2 separate regions of the Homo sapiens genome follow, and region 2 is linked to region 1. Evidence: chromatin contacts called from ENCODE Hi-C or POLR2A ChIA-PET data. All regions are on one chromosome and are shown on one strand. Each heading gives the region's core, a stretch centred on a gene start or an enhancer-like site at or near the end of the contact. The rest is flanking DNA. Distances are from core to core; before and after follow the strand shown. Region 1 has its middle 46 kb from the start of LINC01825. Region 2 holds the start of LINC01825 (long intergenic non-protein coding RNA 1825).

Region 1 (3,709 bases), core at 519-3,018:
AAAGAGAAGAATAAGACCTCATTTATGATGTCAACAGGGTCATTCATTCTTACAGGGAAGAAGGCACATATACAGTAATTTCAAAACACTTTAAAAAGTACTATAGTAGGCCAGGCAAAGTGTCCCACACATGTAATCCCAGCACTTTAGGGGCCAAGGTAAGAGGATCACTTGAGCCCAGGAGTTCAAGATCAGCCTGGGCAACATAGTAAGATCCCATCTCTACAAAAATAAAAATTAATTAGCAGGGTGTGGTGGCATGCCTGTAGTCCTAGCTACTTGGGAGGCTAAGGTGGGAGGATCACGTGGCTGGGAGGTCAAGGCTGCAGTGAGCCGTGATCACAACACTATACTCTAACCTGGGCGACAGACCAAAATTGTGTCTCAAAAAGAAATTAAAAAATAAAAATAAAATAAATGAAAAGTACTATAGTAAATTTTAGTACAGAAATGAAAAAACAAAGAAGAAGAGACTGACTCTCCTCTTTGTTTTTTGGCTCTCCTCTTCTTTCTAGTCAAGGCCAGAAAAAGCTTTACATGCGTTTCACCTAAATCTTGAGTAATGTACAGGAGTCCACAGTCTACAAGTTCAATTTGTTTTCATACACTGATATATTTAGCATTTTATATTATAGCCAAGTGGTCATAAAATTATGAAAAGTAAAATCATTTTTAAATGGAGGTGCTGACAAGTTGCATATGAATTTAAAATGCATTAAACATAGTTTATGATTTAGTCTCATTATACATAGTAGGATTGAAAAGGGAGTTTTTTAGATCTAACAGTCTAAGAAGACATAAAACACCTAGAATAAAATAAAGATTTGGAACTACTCATGCATATTTTTTTCTGCATTTTAAACAACATACTGTCATTGTAAAAATCATGTGATTTTATCTCCTATTTTTTCAGTTTTGCATTTATATTTTATTTTACAGATACCATTCTATACAGTGGAATTTCACTATTTGCCTGAGTTTAATGCCATTTCTCAAATACCAATAGCCAATCATGATACAATTTAAATTGCTTGAAAAGGATTTTGTGATGGGCAATATAAAAGGCCATGGGGATCCTTTGAATATGTAGTCGAACTTTTTAGTTCTCATTAATACAATAAGCCTTGTAATCACTGTTCAGCGAACTATACCTTTAATGTTGAGTTATCTTCCCATAAGTAAAATGTCAATTGTGCCATAAATGCCATTTGACTTGGGTTTTGTTTCTGCTTAAAAAAAGGGTATACAAATTATAATTGATGATATCATTTATTGCCTGAAAACACCAAACCTAGCAAGCTTTGTTTCCCCACCTAATGATTTAAGTGTGCTCTTACCCAGAAACATTCTGAAGAGTTTCTCACCACATAATAAAACAAAGTGTTATATTATCCTTATGACTTGTCAAAACCGAGGAATCGGAAAGAGACAGCCTGAAAAGGAAAACCACATCAAAGTTGTTTTACTTCCAGGAAAATGATTTGATCATTTAAAAATTTTAAAACTATTTTTCATATTTAATTGAATTTTTTAACCTAAGTTGTTGGAGATTGAAACATTCTCATCTATTTTATCTTAGCAAAATGAAGATAAATGTAAAAATGCCATGTGCATTCTTTATTTAAAATGACTCTTCTTTGTGGAATAGAGGCTTTAGACATAAAGTTCTTCATCTGTAGCAATATTTTGACTATCTTTATGCTGGAATCTTTATCCTGACAGTTGTGCAGCTGTACAGGTTTGCAGCTTTCTGAGCTAAACTCAAGAGGCTCTGAGTCCATGCCAGCTGTCTTTCAATTTCACATCAACTCTCTTGGTGCTTTGTCAGTTTAAAGCTTTTGCAAAGTTTGCAGGGCCTGAATTCATTAGATAAGGGAAATGAGTCATCTAAATCTTACCCAACCTCAACTGCCATAGACACTCACTATTGTAAATTTCCTTCAAGATTGAATTGGAAAATAGACCCCATGGGTTTTTGTCAGTGTTGGTATTTGATGATACCCTTGTAACAGCAGCTGCTGAAGCTGTGTGTACCTCAATAAATTCTATTTTAAATTCCCTTTCCTTCATATTTTATATATAAAATTGGAAGGCAACGGCTGCAATAATAAGGGCAAAAAGGTCATTTAAAGTTCAGTTCACCAGGCACATGATAGGCAACTCATCACAAAGGCACTTTTTAAAAATAATTATGGTTATTAGAAACAAAATCCATCTTGTTTTTAAAGAATTCTGCAGCATCTTAAAACAGGTAAGAAACAGATTGTCAGGGATAGTTAAGTTGGAACACAAAGCTTCAACAAACACAAGGATTTGACAATTCCTCTGGGAGTGAGGAGCAGCCTTATTATCACAAGCCATCACATTGATCTGTATTTTGGTACAGGAGGATCTTAGATCTGCAGAGACCCAGCCCTTACCACATGTTATTAGAAATATTTAAGTGCATGCCTGTATTTTAAACTGAAAGGGGGAAAAAAAACAATACTACATGGAACAGAAAAAAAGTATCGATAACATTCTGTAAGACTATAAATAAATGAGTGCTTCATCCCACAAAGATTAAAATCTGTATAAATTTTGCCTTCTGGAAGTACTTTCCAAGACATTGAGGAAAGAAAACATGAAGTATCAAAACAGGAGAAATGACAGAGAAATAGAAATCGCCTGCAGTAGAATTTCAGGTTATGTTAACCAAATGACATTTATTGCCCATTGCTTTTCTACAACTAAGTCATTACAGCACAGTGTGACCTAAAGCATGGTCTTCAGAATTAGAAAGAGCCACTTAGAATGTATATGATCTTGGGGAGTCTATTCTTACTTTCTGAGCCTTAGTTGCCTTGTTTGCAAAATGGGGATACTATCCAATTCATGATGCCATGAAAAATACTGCATGTCAAGTATCTGGCATATAGTTTATGAGCAAAAAAATGCTAACTATTAATTTTTAATGGCCCTGTAATCCCAGCACTTTGGGAGGCAGAGGCAGGTGGATTACAAGAGGTCAGGAATTCGAGACCAGCCTGGCCAACATGGTGAAACTCAGTCTCTACTAAAAATACAAATATTAGCCTGGCGTGGTGGCAGCACCTGTAGTCCCAGCTACTCGGTAGACTGAGGTAGAAGAATCACTTGAACCCGGAAGGCGGAGGTTGCTATGAGCCAAGATCGCACCACTGCAGTCCAGCCTGGGTGACAGAGTGAGACTCCATATCAAAAAAAAAAAAAAAAAAAAAAAATTAATGGATGCCATAGTGTAAAAACTTTGTAACTGTATTGTTGCTGTCTCAATTTATAACCCAGAGTAATTATTAAACCTATTCCTGGGAAATTTGGGGAAACTAGAGTGTCTATTGAAGTTCTCTTTGTGTATACCACTCATTGCCCTCTTGTGATGGGGAAGGAAAATACATGTAATGAAGAATTTAAGACATCTAACCAGTCAACTAGATACTTACTAGAGAGGCCCACAAGCTCTAATAATGCTGTCCAATAGTGCTTTCTCCAATGATGGAAATGTTCCATATCTGCACCATCAAATATGATAATGACTACATACTTGTGACTACTGAGCATGTGAAATGTGACTAGTGCCAACTGAGTAAACAAATTTTTATTTTATTTCAAATAATTCAAACATAAATAGCCATATGTGGCTAACACTGTCATATTGTGTAGCACATCTCTGATTGACACTTTCATTAGA
Region 2 (3,709 bases), core at 488-2,987, 46 kb after region 1:
TTCCAGTTCACATTTTACATTCCCTCCAGCACTGAAGAAAGTTCAAGTTCCTCCACATCCTTCACAACACTTGATATTACGTCTTTTTGATTATTGCCTTTCTACTTGGTATGTAGTGCTATCTCACTGCATTTAAATTTGCATTTCCCAGTGATTAATGAGCATCTTTATTTGCCATTTTCATACCTTCTTCGATGATGTGTCTACTTAAATCTTTGCCCATTTTTGAACTGGGCCATTTGTTTTCTTATTTTTGTAAGAGTTCTCTATACATTCTGGATTTAAGTTTTTTATTGTATGTTATTTGCAAATATTTTCCCTGCAACCCCTAATCCTTGCCAGTCTTTTTGCCTGCTGAAAGGAATAGTAGGGAACACTGATAACAATGTTTATTGAGGCAGTGTGATACAAGATGTCTTAATGCAGTCTTTTTTTATCCAAAACAGACCTTTGAGGGAGCTACTCTTATCATTCCTGTATCACAAATGACAAAAGTACATTTTTAAGGAATTAAGTTGCTTGCTCAGGATCACATGGCAGGAGAAGTGAAGAGAATAGCACAGGTTTTTTCCCTAACCCACTCTTGTATCAATCGCTGGCCAGTCAAGATAGATTTCTTGCCAAGACTCTTGACTCCCCTAGAGGCCCAAATTTACCCAAGGAAAAAAATGCATATATAGCTATAGCCCTTTGATTTCTTTTGCACCCACTGGAAATAATAAAAGTTACTCAAGCAGTAAGCAACAAGCAGTCCCCCACGTCACTCTAATTCCTGCCAACTGTCCATTGTATGGATGCCAGAAGCCACTGAGCCATGGAAATTACAGTAATAGAAGAGTGGGAGGAAATCAAATTAGTCTTATGCTCCATGACAGCTAATACCAAAAACTTTACATTATAAAAAAATGTTAAAAGTCTACCCATAGAGCATTCAAACAGAGTTTAAGACAAAAAGGAGCAGAAGTGTAGAGGTAATTTCCCCCAGTTCACAGGACACTATTAGCACCTTGAGGGCTCCAATGAAGTATATAGAGAAAATGGTGGCCATGTGTTTTTAGGAGAGAATGTCCCACAAAAGTACTACCCATCGGGGAGCCCAAACAGAAGGAAAAAATGGCAGCCACTACATGGTAGCCAAACAGGCTTATTGATTAGTCTCTCTCTCTTTCTCTCTGTCTCTCTATCTCACACACACATACACACACACACACACACACACACACACAGAGTTCTGTAATTTTGCATGACATAGTGTATATTCAGTATTGCACAGAATGATTCAATGAAACTTACAAGACCAGAAATAAAAATATTAGTCTGGTCCTGCCTACACACTATCCCTTTTACCTTTTACTCCAAGTTATTTAACACTCTCTGGGTCTCACCTTTCTATTCTCTTAAAAGAAGCAATTGGACCAGATAATATCTTAAAACTTTCACAGCTCTAACCATCTCTAATGTTCAAAGAGCTACCCAGTTCACACTTTGCCAAAGAAATTGTAAATTGTGGTATTTCCTGTAAAAGAACTCTCCGATTCTAATCTTTAAAAAAAAAATTCTGAAGCCTATTTCATTCTCTGAAAACTCTAAATTAATGTTTAGGATATGTCTATCATTTTTAAAAAGAAAATGCCCTTCAGGCAAAAGAAAACTCCACGTCCTCATCTGTGGGCTGGCCTTCTTAAAGGCACAATGCATTCCTAACTTCTAACCTTGGAAGGGCACTTTTTTTTTTTCCTATCGTAAGAGCTCTCTGAAGTCTTGTTTGCAGAACTGTCTGCAAGGCTGCTTGTCACCTTCGAATATACTCCATCAACATGCTGCCACTTCATCTTGTTTAGGCTCTTCGACTGCTTTATAGAAGGACACTGAAGTCCACATCTATCTCCTTGAGACAGGCAAAGAAACAAATCCTTTATCCTGTCTCAAAAAGAGCTGACAAGCTTTTAGTAGTGTTTATCTTCACTGAAGGGTGATAACCTTGAAAATGAAAGTGAAAAGAGACTGATACAATTAGGTATGTAGTCTTCTCCATACTGTATTACAATTGGTTTTCTTTTATAGTTTAACATAGTATAACATTCTTTTATAGTTTTATATAAGTCGAAGTTTTCTGTTGTCCACACTGGTTTTTCTAAAACTAAATTTAAAGTTACAGTTTATTTACAAAATATCAGTGCATCATGTTGTGACTATTTTGCAAAAATGTAATTTTCCTCTTAAGCCAGAAGGGGTTAAAAATATTTCTTTGAAATGTTTTATCCTACCATTCTTCCCATATCATCTATGCCATTTTTTTCTCTCCCTTGACATTTGACTCCATGTTATGTCATATTCAGAGAGATTTTTCTAAAATAAATTTCCCAGATTACAGGCAAATCTTAGAATTCTAATTATTTACATCTTATAGAGTCAAGGACAGTAAAGGGTAGATTTGACATTTCATTAATAACTTGTGTATTCAAATTTCCATTTGTGTTAAATTGTGCCCACTCCCGAGGTTCCAACAAATATAGATATGCCTGGCAAGCTAGTAGCTTGGTTATCCACAGGTCATTTTGTGTGAACAACCATGAGTCCCTTAGAAAAGAATTCATCCTGCTGTGAGTTGGCTGAAAGCAAAAAATACAAAAAAGAAAAGAAAAGAAGAAAGGAAAATAGCTCATCCTATCAGAACAAGAAGTCAGACACAAAGATTTGGCCACTAGAGGAGAGTGGTGTCTCTGAGTCCAATGTCATGTCTGCTTTGTCCCCATGCCAGCTCCACAAGTTTTCATGTCTAAGTCACAGGGGGGAAAGAGTCCACGAGCAAAAAATCTAAGTGTAACTCAAAATAGAAGAGAGACATTCTTTCCCACTACGTGGCAGAGCAAGGCGTATCTGTGGTCTCTTGTGGGTGTCTGATTCAGCTACAAGAGATCACAGTGGTTCCTAACAAATGACTGGCAACAGGTTGCTGAAAGGGGCAGCAGTCAGCAGGTAAACTTGTACCCAGCATTCGCAAACCCCTCCCTGGCGACTCATCGACACACAGAAGGGTCACTCTCATGAGACTGAAATCCTGCAAAGGAAGAGGAAGCATCCTCTAAGGCACCACTGCTACTCTCCTCTCTCTGCTACAGCTACCTTTCCATTCTCCCATGCCTCTCTCCATGGGTGTGCTTAGCCAACAAATCCAGGATCTGTGGCAGTACTGAATCATCAAGTCCCAGGGGATAATAGCCAGAAAGGGCCTTGGAGGCCAGATTGACACTGCCCTATCCCATCTCTCTGGAGCTAGTTGGTGCTGGCAAGGCTCTGAGTAGCAACACAGTCTGTGAGTCAGCGTCCGCCCACAGCTGAAGGTTGTTGCTTGTTCTCAGTGGGAGCTGAGTGTGGACAAAATATCCCTGTGGGCTTAATCTGGCCTGCAGGCTGTATTTAGCCACCCCTGCTCTGGTCCTAAATTACTTCGCAGTGATACAAGAATTTCTAAAAGTTACACTGTAAGGTTTTGGCTTAGAACTTGATATTACCTCAAGTGTGTTATCCTAATAAAATACAGGCCATCTCATGCTTTTTATTCCATTTATACAGAGCCAATGATCTTATGCATGGAGGTCTTTCTTTGGCCTTGATTGTTTTTTTATCTTTCCATCTTCCCACCTCCACAAAATCTTTATTAAGTCTTGAAGATATGCCAGGGAGTAGCTCTGAACAATGTAAATTA

What was found. Hi-C counts contacts between places; a loop is a spot of excess contacts on that map. ChIA-PET counts read pairs that join two places held with the same protein, here RNA polymerase II (POLR2A). Pooled maps may share reads with other maps.
Region 2: a loop to region 1 is called in a map of naive thymus-derived CD4-positive, alpha-beta T cell, with 2.9 times the contacts of the local background. The contact joins the promoter of LINC01825 here to the enhancer-like site in region 1. A Hi-C loop is called at or near these places in 8 of 168 maps with a recorded cell type or tissue (B cell, CD4-positive, alpha-beta T cell, CD4-positive, alpha-beta memory T cell and 3 more), 7 of 37 single-sample maps with no recorded cell type and 15 of 50 pooled maps. POLR2A ChIA-PET finds 5 or more read pairs at or near these places in 18 of 52 experiments (B cell, CD4-positive, alpha-beta T cell, CD4-positive, alpha-beta memory T cell and 14 more).

Annotation. Positions count from the first base shown.
Region 1 is chr2:195,485,348-195,489,056 of GRCh38, forward strand. No RefSeq gene overlaps it. Among named protein-coding and RNA genes, the nearest start is that of LINC01825, 46 kb to the right of the region's middle. Within about 2 kb of position 1,769, at least 2 of the 41 ENCODE cell types and tissues checked have a DNase peak (open chromatin) inside an H3K27ac peak, as active enhancers do.
Region 2 is chr2:195,531,227-195,534,935 of GRCh38, forward strand. It overlaps LINC01825 (long intergenic non-protein coding RNA 1825), which reads left to right and starts at 1,738. Exons shown (of 3, transcript NR_186609.1): 1 at 1,738-2,017. RefSeq lists an enhancer at 2,888-2,937.